Linked DNA regions of Homo sapiens: region 1 is linked to region 2. A link is an interaction called in ENCODE POLR2A ChIA-PET data of the cell type or tissue named here. Cell type or tissue: PC-9. All regions are shown on one strand. Each heading gives the region's core, and the rest is flanking DNA. Links, peaks and the distances in the headings are about the cores only. Region 1 overlaps MARCHF2 (membrane associated ring-CH-type finger 2). Region 2 holds the start of SNAPC2 (small nuclear RNA activating complex polypeptide 2).

Evidence for each region. Peaks named below come from ENCODE experiments on the same cell type or tissue, not always from the same donor. Only the 100,000 strongest peaks of a DNase experiment are listed, where the experiment ranks them.
Region 1: POLR2A ChIA-PET joins it to region 2 with 19 read pairs; 3 of 35 experiments call an interaction of 5 or more read pairs at or near these places.

The regions. Positions count from the first base shown.
Region 1 is chr19:8,431,805-8,438,841 of GRCh38, forward strand. It overlaps MARCHF2 (membrane associated ring-CH-type finger 2), which reads left to right. Exons shown (of 5, transcript NM_001005415.2): 5 at 6,584-7,037. The coding sequence ends at 6,742. Among named protein-coding and RNA genes, the nearest start is that of HNRNPM, 9.7 kb to the right of the region's middle. In PC-9, for the core only: no CTCF peak of the experiment used is centred there; a DNase peak (open chromatin) is centred at 2,747; H3K27ac peaks cover 863 bases.
Region 2 is chr19:7,915,136-7,921,351 of GRCh38, forward strand. It overlaps TGFBR3L (transforming growth factor beta receptor 3 like), which reads left to right. Exons shown (of 7, transcript NM_001419781.1): 2 at 1,272-1,408; 3 at 1,487-1,807; 4 at 2,338-2,464; 5 at 2,566-2,724; 6 at 2,922-2,994; 7 at 3,782-3,962. The coding sequence ends at 2,989. It overlaps SNAPC2 (small nuclear RNA activating complex polypeptide 2), which reads left to right and starts at 5,203. Exons shown (of 5, transcript NM_003083.4): 1 at 5,203-5,414. The coding sequence starts at 5,232. RefSeq lists enhancers at 682-1,182, 1,803-2,679, 2,680-3,555, 4,231-4,730 and silencers at 1,597-1,646, 2,551-2,650, 2,711-2,800, 5,253-5,482, 5,563-5,762 and 1 more. In PC-9, for the core only: no CTCF peak of the experiment used is centred there; DNase peaks (open chromatin) are centred at 5,206 and 5,716; H3K4me3 peaks cover 1,725 bases; H3K27ac peaks cover 1,215 bases.

The sequences.
Region 1 (7,037 bases), core at 1,764-4,263, 510 kb after region 2:
TCCAGCCTGGGCGACAAGAGCAAAACTCTGTCTCAATAAAAATAAAAACAAAAATAAATTGAAAGAGGAAAGCCAGGTGCGGTGGCTCATGCCTGTAATCCCCATACTTTGGGAGGCTGAGGCAGGCGGATTCCTTGAGGTCAGGAGTTTGAGACCAGCCTGGCCAACATGGTGAAACCCCATCTCTACTAAAAATACAAAAAATTAACCTGGTGTGGTGGCATGTGCCTGTCATCCCAGCTACTAGGGAAGTTGAGGCAGGAGCATCGCTTAAACCCAGAAGCCAGAGGTTGCAATGAGCTGAGATCCTGCTACTGTACTCCAGCCTGGGCGACAGAGTGAGATTCTGTCTTTAAAAAAAGAAAAAGAAAGAAAGAAAAGAAAAGAAAAATTGAAGGGGAAGAGAGAGAGGAACTGAGATGAAAACACTGAGTGAGGCCAGGCCCAGTGGTTGTAACATCTGCAGTCCTAGCACACTGGGAGGCTGAGGCAGGAAGATTGCTTGAAGCAAGAAGGTTCAAGACCAGGACGGGGCAACAAAGCCAGATGCCCATCTCTATAAAAAATTTAAAAATTAGTGGTGGTGTGCACTTACACTCTCAGCTACTCTGGAGGCCAAGGTGGGAAGATCTCTTGAGGTTAGGAGTTTTAGACTAGCAGGGCAACTTAGGGAGACCCCATCTCTACAAAAGGAAAATAATTAGCTGGGCATGTTGGCTCACACCTGTAATCCCAATATTTTAGGAGGCCGAGGTGGGAAAATCCCTTGAGGCCAGGAGTTCAAGACCAGCCTGGGCAACATAGAAAGACCCCGTGGCTACAAAAAATTTTAAAAAATTAGCTGGGCATGGTGGCACATGCCTGTAGTCCCAGCTACCTGGGAGGCTGAGTCAGGAGGATCACTTGAGCCCAAGAATTTGAGGCTGCAGTGAGCTGTGATCACACTACTATACTCCACCCTGGGTGACAAAGCAAGACCCAGTATCAAAAAAAGATAAAAAGCCTGGGTGCAGTGCTTCTGCCTGTAATCCCAGTATTTTGGGAGGCTGCAGCAGGAGGATCACCATAGCCCATGAGTTCAAGATCAGCCTGGGCAAGATGGTGAGACCCCATCTCAAAAAATAATAATAGGGGCTGGGCATGGTGACTCACGCCTGTAATCCCAGCACTTTAGGAGGTTGAGGCAGGCAGATTGCTTGAGCTTACGAGTTTGAGACCAGCCTGGGCAAAGTGGCAAAACCCCATCTCTAGAAAAAATACAAAAGTTTGTCGGCCGTGGTGGTGCGTGCCTGCAGTCTCAGCTACTCCGGAGGGTGAGGTGGAGGATCGCTTGAGCACTGGAGGCAGAGGTTGCAGTGAGCCGAGATTGCACCACTGAACTTCAGCCTGGGTGATAGAGCCTGACCTTGTCTCGAAGAAAATAATAATATTAATAAAAGAAAAAGGAAAAAAAAAAGGCTGGGTGCAGTGGCTCATGCCTGTAATCCCAGCACTTTGGGAGGCTGAGGGGGGCATATCACTTGAGGTCAGGAGTTCAAGACCAGCCTGAGAAACATGGTGAAACCCCGTTTCTACTAAAAATACAAAAAATTGGCCAGGCACGGTGGCTCACGCCTGTAATTCCAGCACTTTGGGAGGCTGAGGCGGGTGGATCACGAGGTCAGGAGTTCAAGACCAGCCTGACTAACATGGTGAAACCGTGTCTCTACTAAAAATACAAAATTAGCTGTGTGTGGTGGCACATGCCTGTAATCCCAGCTACTCAAGAGGCTGAGGCAGGAGAATCGATTGAACCTGGGAGGCAGATGTTGCAGTGAGCTGAGATTGCACCATTGCACTCCAACCTGGGCAACAGAGCAAGACTCCGTCTCAAAAAAAAAAAAAAAAAAGAAAAGAAAAGAAAAGAAAAATTAGCCAGGTGTGGTGGCACATGCCAGTAATCCTAGCTACTCGGGAGGCTGAGGCACAAGAATCACTTGAATTTGGGAGGTGGAAGTTACAGTGAGCCAAGATCGTGCCACTGCACTCCAGCCTGGGTGCCTGAGTGACAGAATAAGACTCTGTCTCAAAAAAAAAAAAAAGAAAAAAAGCCTGAATGAGAGACAGACAGAATGATGGGGGTGTGAGGTATTGTTCTAGGCCTCTGGTAGGCAGCAGAACCCTTGCTTAGAGGCAAAAGCTCCCCCAAATCTCACCCCTCAGACATAACCACTATTGTCCAGCTGTAGGGGAGTCCCTGCCTCACAAAGTATTTTTCAATGAACCTACCAGCATTTCTTTTTTTTTTTTTTTTTTTTTGAGACGGGGTCTTGCTCTGTCACCCAGGCTAGAGTGCAGTGGCACAATGTTGGCTCACTGCCATCTCCGCCTCCTGGGCTCAAGCGATTCTCCTGTCTCAGCCTCCTGAGTAGCTGGGATTACAGGCATGTGCCACCACACCCAGCCAATTTTTATATTTTTAGTAGAGACGGGGTTTCGCCATGTTGGCCAGGCTGGTCTCGAACTCTTGACCTCAGGTATCCACCCACCTTGGCCTTCCAAAGTGCTGAGATTACAGGCATGAACCATCGCGCCCTGCCCCTACCAGCATATTTTAAAATATGTAAATAGGATGAAATCATAGCTACTGTTTTAGCATCTGCTTGTTTTCATTTTGCTGGTGTTCTTTAAAAAAAAAAACCCACACACACAACGAGGCAGCCACCCAGCAGACATTCATTGTATGGGTGGACCATATTTATTTAACAAATCACTTTTGACAGGCACTGGGATTTTTTCCAATGTGTGTGTGGTTTTATTTCTACTTCCTTGTTTTTTCCATTATGAACAGTGCTTTGGGACTGTCCATGCAAATGTTTCTTGGGAACTTGCTTGGTCAAAGGATGTGAACCACTGACCTTTATTTATTTATTTATTTATTTAGCCGGAGTCTCACTGTGTCGCCCAGGCCAGAGTGCAATGGTGCAATCTCAGTTTACTGCAACTTCCGCCTCCCGGGTTCAAGCAGTCCTCATGCCTCAGCCTCCCGAGTAGCTGGGATTAAGGCATCTGCCACCATGTCTGGCTAATTTTTGTATTTTTAGTAGAGACGAGTTTTCACCATGTTGGCCAGGCTGGTCTCGAACTCCTGGACTCAGGTGATCTGCCCACCTTGGCCTTCCAAAATGCTGGGATTATAGGCGTGAGCCATTGCGCTAAGCAACATTTATTTTTTAATTTTTTTTTTTTTTTTTGAGACAGAGTCTCGCTCTGTCACCAGGCTAGAGTGTAGTGACGCGATCTTGGCTCACTGCAACTTCTGCCTCTCAGGTTCAAGCAATTATCCTGCCTCAGCCTCCCGAGTAGCTGGGACTACAGGTGTGCGCCACCATGCCCAGATAATTTTTTTTATTTTTAGTAGAGACAGGGTTTCACCATGTTGGCCAGGATGGTCTCGATTTCTTGACCTCGTGATCCGCCCGTGTCTGCCTCCCAAAGTGCTGGGATTACAGGTGTGAGCCACCACACTAGGCCATTTTTAAATTTTTTTATAGACTAATTTTTAGAGCAATTTTAGGTTCACAGCAAAATTTAGCAGAAAGTACAGAGAGTTCCTGTATATCACCCTGCTCCATACGCACACAACTTGCACAGCCTCCCCCACTATTAACATCGTTTACCCAAGCAGTGCATTTGTTACAATCAGTGAACCTTCATTATCCCTTTAAAGCCATAGTTCACATTAGGATTCACTTCTTTTGTTTGTTTGTTTTGAGATGGTATCTCGCCCTGTCTCTCAGACTGGAGTGCAGTGGTGTGATCTCCGCTCACTGCAACCTCTACCTCCTGGGCTCAAGCGATCCTCCCACCTCGGCCCTCCCAAGTAACTAGGACCATAGGTGCCCACTACCACACCTGGCTAGTTTTTGTATTTTTTGTAGAGACAGTGTTTTGCTATGTTGTTGTATCTGGTCTTAAACTCCTGGGCTCAAACCTTGGCTTCCCAGAGTGCTGGGATTATAGGTGTGAGCCACTGCACCTGGCCTGTGTGTGTGTGTGTGTGTGTGTGTGTGTGTGTGTGTGGCGGGGAGGGGATAGGATTGTTCTTTGTCACCCAGGCTGCAGTGCAGTGTGGCGTGATCATGGCTCACTGCAGCCTCAACCTCCCAGGCTCAATTGATCCTCCCACCTCAGCTTCCTGAGTAGCTAGTATTACAGATGTGTGCACCACGCCTGGCTAATTTTTGTATTTTTTTGGTGGAGACCGGGTTTTGCCATGTTGCCCAGGCTAGGAGTTGACTCTTGCTGTTGGACATTTATAAGTTTTGATGAATGTATAATGACATGTATTCACTATTTTTTTTTTTGGGGGGGACAGAGTCTCACTGTGTGCCAGGCTGGAGTGCAGTGGTGCGATCTTGGCTCACTGCAACTTCCGCCTCCTGGGTTCAAGCGATTCTCCTGCCTCAGCCTCCCGAGTAGCTGGGACTACAGGCCTGTGCCACCACGCCCAGCTAATTTTTGTATTCTTATTGGAGATGGGGTTTCACCATGTTGGCCAGGATGGTCTCGATCTCTTGACCTCGTGATCTGCCCACCTTGGCCTCCCAAAGGGCTAGGATTACAGGTGTGAGCCACTGCACCCAGCCATATTCACCATTATAATATCAGACAGAGTAGTTTCGTTGCCCTAAAAGTCCTCTGTGCTCTCTCTATTCATGCCACCCTCCTTTTCCCCAAGCCCTATCCACTGCTGATCTTTTTACTGTCTCCATGGTTTAGCCTTTTCCAGAATGTCCTATAGTTGGAGTCATTCAGTATGCAGCATCTTCAGGTTGGTTTATTTCATTTGGTGATAAGCATTTAAGGTTATTTTCGTGGCTTAAGGGCTTTCTTTTTTTTTTTTTTTTTTTTTTTGAGGCAGAGTCTCGCTCTTTCACCCAGGCTGGAGTGAAGTGGAGCGATCTCGGCTTACCGCAGCCTCCGCACCCCTCCCCCACAGGTTCAAGCGATTCTCTTGCCTCAGCCTCCTGAGTAGCTGGAATTACAGGCACCCGCCACCATGCCTGGCTAATTTTGTATTTTTAATAGAGATGGGATTTCTCCATGTTGGTCAGGCTGGTCTCAAACTCTGGACCTCAGGTGATCCACCCACCTTGGCCTCCCAAAGTGCTGGGATTACAGGTTTGAGCCACTGCGCCCAGCATTTTTTTTTTTTTTTTTGAGACAGGATCTCACTCTGTTGGATTGCAGTGGCGTGAGCACAGCTTGCTGCAGCGTCAACCTCCAGGGCTCAAATGATTCTCCTACCCCAGCCTCCTAAGTAGCTGGGACCACAGGCCTGGGCCACCACACCTGGCTAATTTTTAAATATTTGGTAGAGACAAGGTCTCGCTATGTTGCCTAGGCTGGCCTTCGACTCCTGAGCTCAAGTGGTCCCCACGCCTCGACCTCCTAAAGTGCTGGGATTACAGGCATGAGCCACCTTACCCAGCTTCGTTTCTTTTTAGCACTGAATAAGATCTCATTATCTGGAAGCACCACTGTTTATTTATTCATTCACCTATTTTTTTTTTTTTTTTTTTTGAGACGGAGTCTCGCTCTGTCGCCCAGGCTGGAGTGCCGTGGTGCGATCTCGGCTCACTGCAAGCTCTGCCTCCCAGGTTCACACCATTCTCCTGCCTCAGCGTCCCGAGTAGCTGGGATTACAGGCGCCCACCACCACGGCCGGCTAATTTTTTGTATTTTCAGTAGAGATGGCGTTTCACCGTGTTAGCCAGGATGGTCTCGATCTCCTGACCTCATGATCCACCTGCCTTGGCCTCCCAAAGTGCTGGGATTACAGGCGTGAGCCACCACGCCTGGCCTCATTCACCTATTGAGTGACTTTTTTTTTTTTAAACTTTTTTTTTTTGTTTGCACGTTCTGGTTGCACGTTTTGGCAATTATGTGACTGATTTACATTAAAAAAATTTTTTTGAGACAGGGTCTCACTCTGTCGCCCAGGCTGGAGTGCAGTGGCGTGATTTCGGCTCACTGCGGCCCATATCTCCCAGGCTCAGGCGATTCTCCTGCCTCAGCCTCCCAAGTAGCTGGGACTACAGGTCCGTGCCACCACGCCAGGCTAATTTTTGTATTTTTAGTAGAGACGGGGTTTTTAGTAGAGACAGGGTTTCTCCATGTTGCCCAGGCTGATCTTGAACTCCTGAGCTCAAGTGATCTTCCCCCGTGCCCGGGCTCCCAAACTACTGGGATTACAGGTGTGAGCCACCTCGCCCGGCCTGATTGATTGACATTTAATGCCTTCCAAGAGGCTGTTTCACTCCTTTCCCACTGAGAGGCAGGAAAGGAGCTCCCGTTTGCTTCCTGCTGGTGTGTGTGGGGTGTATCTTGTCTTTGCAGGACTCTGGAAGCTGGTGGGTGTCACCAGGAGTGTGAATGGGTCTGTGTGTGTGCACTTTGTGGGAGGAATGTTCATAAGCCAGCTCTGCTTCTGGAAGCATGAGCCCCAGCCATGGTTTGGGCCAACGCAGGTGCCACCACGGCGACTTGTTTTCCTCCCTTGCGGGTGGAGGCCTCCGCTCACTGCAGGGCTGCCCCACAGGTCTCCTTCCGCTACCACTGCCAGCTGTACTCCGAGTGGAGAAAGACCAACCAGAAAGTTCGCCTGAAGATCCGGGAGGCGGACAGCCCCGAGGGCCCCCAGCATTCTCCACTGGCAGCTGGACTCCTGAAGAAGGTGGCAGAGGAGACACCAGTATGAATGCTGGGCTCTCCGGACCCTGCAGCAGAGAGGCCAGAGGTAGCTGGTGATACCCTGTCCTGTGGAAGGACTTCCACTTCAACACTTCCACTTCAACAGTTCCCGCACGGCCTGAACGCTTCTTAGGCCAAGAGACACCATGCAGAGCCTAGTCTGTGATCCTGTGTGAAGATATTTTCAGGGTTTTTTTTTTTTTTTTTTTGCATATGGAGGACAGGTGGACATGGTCCTGAGCTCTGGACGGAGCAGGCACCCTGATCTCATTCTGAGGTCCACATGGCACCTTCTGGGCCAG
Region 2 (6,216 bases), core at 3,717-6,216:
GGCTAATTGTTGTATTTTTAGTAGAGACAGCGTTTCCCCATGTTGGCCAGGCTGGTCTCGAACTCCTGACCTCAGGCGATCCGCCCGCCTCGAACTTTTCAAAGTGCTGGGATTACAGGTGTGAGCCACCGCGCCCCACCGATGTCACTCTCTTTCAACTAGACCTTTGGTGGTGGTCCTCATGGGGGTGGGGACAGGGCAGGGGAGTGGGGTGGGGTCTCTGTCCCCCATCCCAAGGGTGGCTCACATCCCCACTTCGGCAAAGCTCCCTGCAGCCACGGAGAGGGCCAGAGTTGTGGGAGGGGGCCAGTCTACCCAGGTGCTCTTCAGAAGTGGGTGTGGTGTGCGGATGGACAAGGGGGCTCATGCCTGTAATCCCAGCACTTAAGAGAGGCTGAGGTGAGAGGATCGCTTGAAGCCAGGAGTTCCAGACCAGCCTGGGCAACATAGACCCCGTATGGCCGTGGTAGCGAGTGGCTGTGGTCATAGCTACTCGAGAGGCTGAAGCAGGAGGATGGCTGGAGCCCAGGAGGTGGAGGCTGCAGTGAGCTGTATTCGCACCACTGCACTCCAGCCTGGGCGACAGAGGGAGACCCTGTCTCAGAAAACAAGAAAAATGGATGTGCAGGCAATCTTTCGTATTTGGAGATTAGCCGTTTTACCAGGACCCCGCTCAGCACCTGAAGGCAGACATCAGCGTGTGTTTAGGGGCACGAAGAGGGGAGGGGTCCCATGGCTGCCTCAGCCTGGACAAGTGGAAGCGTCTCAGATCTTGGTGGCCTGGCTGGGCTTTGGCTGTGCCCAGGAGAGCCTCTTGGGAGGGTATCCTCTTCACTTCCCTTCCTCGTTGGTGACAGCACCTATCTCCCCTTAGAAAGGGGAGCCGCCTGTCCTGCTGCGTCCCCAAGAGCAGCCCTGGGGAAGGTGGGGGAGCTCTGACTTCACCCAGCCGGACCCCACCATCGGGTGCTCCTCACCGCTTCTCTTCCGCCCCAGGGAGGGCTTCGCCAGCTTCGGAGGCTTCTCTAGGGGCGCATGGCTCTGCAACCGGCTCAGTTGCTGGGCTGTGCGAGTCCCAGGGGTCGCCAGGGGGCACATCACCGTCAGGGGGGAAAGTGGCGCGGAGCCCATCATGGGTGAATCGGCCGCCGCAACCGCATCCCTTTTCCAAAGGCGGCGGCGGGGGCGAGGTGGTCGGGTCACTTTTCCCGGAGGCCTAAAGGGCAGCGCGCGTTTTCTCTCCTTTGGGCCGCCCTTCCCCGCCCCGCCAGCTCCCCCGTTCCCCGCGGCGCCCGGCCCCTGGCTGCGCAGACCCCTCTTCAGCCTGAAGCTGTCCGACACAGAGGACGTCTTTCCTCGCCGCGCGGGGCCGCTCGAGGTCCCGGCCGACAGCCGCGTGTTCGTGCAGGTGGGGACCCCGGGGACACCAGGGGCGGATGGGGGCCGGTGGGGACGGGCGATCCCTGATGGCGCCTCCGTCCCCCAGGCGGCCTTGGCCCGTCCCTCCCCGCGCTGGGGCCTGGCCCTGCACCGCTGCTCAGTGACGCCGTCCTCACGCCCGGCCCCGGGGCCCGCCCTGGCTCTGCTGCGTGAGGGCTGCCCCGCCGACACCTCTGTCGCCTTCCCGCCACCGCCGCCGCCGAGCCCGGGTGCCGCCCGCCCCGCGCGTTTCAGCTTCCGCCTGCGCCCGGTCTTCAACGCCTCGGTGCAGTTCCTGCACTGCCAGCTGAGCCGCTGCCGCCGCCTCCGGGGAGTCCGCCGGGCGCCTGCGCCTCTGACGCCGCCGCCGCCGCCGCCGCCATCGCGGGTGCGCGGGCGCAGAGCCTGGAATCCGGGCGCTGGGGCCCTTCGGGGGCTGGGCACGGGCGACTCTGGCAGTGGAAAGAGGATACTCTCGGGGTCTGAGGATCTGGGGGTTGGGGGAGGTGGGGCGCAAGGGTCCATCTCTGCCGACAGAGTTTCTCCGGGGACAGTGTGGACACTGGGTTCCCCCATGGACAGCTCTGGAATCCTTCAGGGCTGGGGGTTGGATGCAGAAGGCCACTAAGGGGACACATTTCTGGGAACCTGGTGCTGGGCCTCACATGCTAGGTGCTGGGAGACGCGGACCATGCGATCTTGTGGGGCTGGGATTTGGGGTCCTTAGGGGCTGGGCGGCTAGCCACTTGTATGCGTAGGGGCTGGGCTCAGGGCACCCTAAGGGGCCGGATTTCCAGGGGTCCCATCTTGGCTGTGGTGGAGAGCTGGACTCAGGTCTCTCTTGGGGGCCCTGGGGACCAGAGCCACGATCCCGGTGCCCTGATGTCCCCGTCTCTTCCCCACCTTCCTCTCCCCCAGTGTCTGCCTCAGGACGAGGCGTGCGCCGACACTGGCAGTGGCAGCGCCGAGGGCCTGGCTGCTGACGGCCCCCACCTGCACACGCTGACGCAGCCTATCGTGGTCACCGTGCCGCGGCCGCCCCCCAGTGAGCACGCAGTCCTCCTCCGCATGGGGCCGTGGGGCGGCAGAGCGGGTGGGAAGGACGCCTGGGAGCTGGACCCAGTCTCAGCGTGGCACTTCCCACAGGGCCGCCCAAGAGTGTCCCCGGCCGTGCAGTGCGCCCTGAGCCTCCCGCGCCGGCCCCCGCGGCCCTGGAACCCGCGCCGGTGGTGGCGCTGGTGTTGGCAGCCTTCGTGCTGGGCGCCGCGCTGGCCGCCGGGCTGGGTCTCGTCTGTGCGCACTCAGGTACCGACGACCTCCGCCAAGCCGGGCCCCCAGTCTAATCCCGCGCGTCGGGACCCGGGGCGGCCGCGATCCCGCCTGCGGGGCCTGATCAACCCTAGCTAGGCCTGCCTCCGCGATGCCCGCAGCAGCCCCCAGGGGCCGCCCTTAGCCTGGCGTGGCGCGCAGCAGCCCTTCTGCAGCTCGCCTCTCCCTTCCAGCGCCCCACGCCCCTGGCCCGCCCGCGAGAGCCTCGCCCAGCGGTCCCCAGCCCAGGAGGTCCCAGTGAGGAAGGTAGGTATGGAGGTGGAGGGAGCTGGGTGAGGTAGGAGATCTGACAGTGACGCTTCCTAGCGCTTAGTTCGTGCCAGGCACTGTGGTTTTTTTGTTTGTTTGTTTGTTTGTTTGTTTGTTTTTTGAGACGGAGTTTCGCTCTTGTTGCCCAGGCGGGAGTGCAATGGCGCGATCTCGGCTCACCGCAACCTCTGCCTCCCGGGTTCAAGCGATTCTCCTACCTCAGCCTCCTGAGTAGCTGGGATTACAGGCATGCGCCACCACACCCGGCTAATTTTGTATTTTTAGTAGAGACGGGGTTTCTCCATGTTGGTCAGGCTGGTCTCGCACACCCGACCTCAGGTGATCCTACCGCTTCGGTCTCCCAAAGTGCTGAGATTACAGGCGTGAGCCACTGCGCCCAGCCTCCAGGCACTGTTGTAAATGTTTTACGCCTATGAACTAACTTAATCCCCTTAACCTCTAGGCGGACACTATTATAATCCCCATTTTAGAGACGAGAATGATGAGGCATTCTCTGAATTAAGTAACTTGTCAAAAGTCACAATACTGGGTGGAGCTTGGATTCGAACTCAGGCAGTGGGTCACCCGCGGCAGGCGCGGGCTTTGGGTCGAGCCAGGGGCATTAGGTGAGGAGAGGCACTAGGCGAGGAGAACTCAGCATTCGGACCCGGCTCCCACTCTCACCCCGGCATGCAGACCGATGGAAGAGGCTAGTGGTCTGCTGGGAAGGGAGGTGGCCCGCGTAGCGTCCCCTCCCTCGCTGAGCCTCAGCCACCCCTCCCAGGGATGGTGCGCCCCCAACATGGTCCGGAGATACACCCAGCTACCAATTCGGGACCAGGACCAACAGGACCGGACCCGCCTCCCTGGACCTCGGACCTGATGAGGCCACGACCCCTGCGCTTCTCTCCTCCCCCTGTCCCTCCCACCTGTGCTCAAAATAAACCTCTGGACTGACCGGCTAAGTTCTGGTGCAGTCAGTGAGCGCGCAACGTGCGGGGTGGGGGATAGGTGGGGAGGCTTGGGGAGAAAGCTGGGAGCAGGACTTGGGGGGTATTCCTGAGAAATCGTGACTTACAGGGGTGGAGCCTGGGGACGGGGCCCATATGCCCATATACCCGTGTGCACTCCCAGGCCATGGGAGACTGTAGGGCGTTTTGTCTCAAACAGAAAGCGACACCCGGCCGGGCGCGGTGGCTCCCGCCTGTAATCCCAGCACATTGGGAGGCCGAGGTGGGTGGATCACTTGAGGTCAGGAGTTCCAGACCAGCGTGGCCGACATGGTGAAACCCCGTCCCTACTAAAAAAAGTAACAAAAAAAGAATTAGCAGGGCGTAGTGGCGCGTGCTTATAATCCCAGCTGCTGGGGAGGCTGAGGCAGGAGAATCGCTTGAACCCAGGAGGCAGAGGTTGCAGTGAGCCGAGATCGCGCCATTGCACTGCAGCCTGGGCAACAAGAGCAAAAATCTGTCTAAAAAAAAAAAAAAAGCGGCACCCAACCCCACAAGCGTAAGTTTAAAATAAACCTTCCCCCTCCCTCCTCTCCTTACCCGGACACCTGCCCATCTGCCTCCTGCGATCTTTCTCAAGCCAGGCCTTCTCCGCTCTCCATTACCCCCGCCCGGACCCTGCCCTAGCTCCGCTTCGACCTTCTGCCTCTGCTCCAGTTCCCTCCTGGTCTGGACTTCGCCCTCCTCTTAGATTGTCAGTCTAGTCTAGAGCTCCTTAAATCCCTCCTGCCCGAGCTCCACTCTACCTTACACAGACAAGAGTGGGACTATCAGCCCCAGTCTACAGAGGAGGAAACTGAGGCTCGGCAAGGCTAAATCACTTGCCCAAAGTCCCCAGGCCTGTCTGACCCCAGAGCCCAGGCTCTTGACCGACTGGATCTTCGGACTTGACCTTTCGGCCAGAACCCACCCCTCTGCGAGAAGCAAAGCACACAGTAGTAGCTTCATGAGTTAGTCCAGCAACAGAGGGAGGGCATGGGATCCAAGGTGTCGTCTCCACTTCATGAATGAGATAAAGTGCAGGCTGAGGGTCTCCTTCGCCCCGCCCCAGTTCCGGTGCCGATCTCCCCTTCACTTCCATTGGGGCGGTTCCCCGGGCCTCCAAACGCGAAGCCACGCCCCCACGCGCGTCCGCCTCCGCGCGGTTCTTTCTGACCTCGGCGGCCCCCGTAGCTCCGCCCATCGGAGAAGCGACCTTACAGCGCCTGCCTCTTTCTGAGCGGCATGAAGCCACCTCCCAGGCGGCGAGCGGCCCCGGCGCGCTATCTGGGCGAGGTGACCGGTCCCGCGACCTGGAGCGCTCGCGAGAAGCGGCAGCTAGTGCGACTCCTGCAGGCGCGGCAGGGCCAGCCGGAGCCGGACGCCACCGAGCTGGCCCGGGAGCTGCGGGGCCGGAGCGAGGCTGAGGTGAGATGCGGTTCTCGGGACCGGAGCCAGGCTGGAGGCGGGGCTGGGGTGGGGCGGAGAGTGGGCGGGGCTGCGGCAGGAGCCAGCGGGGCGGGGCCAGGAATGTAAGCGAGCGGGGGCGTGGCGTGGGGCTGAGTGGCGGGGCGTTAGTGGGTGAGCCTGGGCGGGGTGAGGGGCGGGGCGTGGACGGGAAGAGAAGACCTAGGGGCGGGGCGAGCTTGGGAGCTAGACGTGGGCGGGGCATAAGTGAAGCGGAGGGGCGGGGCGATGCCGGGGGCGGGGCGTGCGTGCCGCTGAGGTTTGGAGAGTGGGTGGGTGAGTTTGAGGGGCAGGACGAGCCTGGGGGCGGGGCGTGGGCGGGTTAATAGCAAGACTTAAGGGCGGGGCCGTTTTGGGAGTAAGGCGTGGGAGGGGCGTGGGCGGGATGAGGGCAAGCTTTAAAGGCGGGGCGAGCCTCGGGGTAATGCGTGGGTGAGGCGAGGGCTAAACGGGCGGAATGAACTGGGAGTAAGATGCTGCCGAGTCCGGGCGAAAAGCAACGCATGCTGTTGGACAGGATACGAGCTTGAAGTGAGAGGGAATAGAGAAGAGGGGACGAAGAAGGGAGTTGAACGGGGTAGTAGTCAGCATAGGGTTGGGCCCTGGCTGCGTGAAGGAGCCGGAACTGGCCTGGGCCTTACAACTTCCTTAGGTAGCTGGTCACGCTCTGGGTGGGGTAGGGGCCTTGGCAGTCACTGGGACTCCTAACACCGGGCCAGCAGGAGACTAAGGCGCAGTAGCGGGGCCCAGAGCATACAAGGGA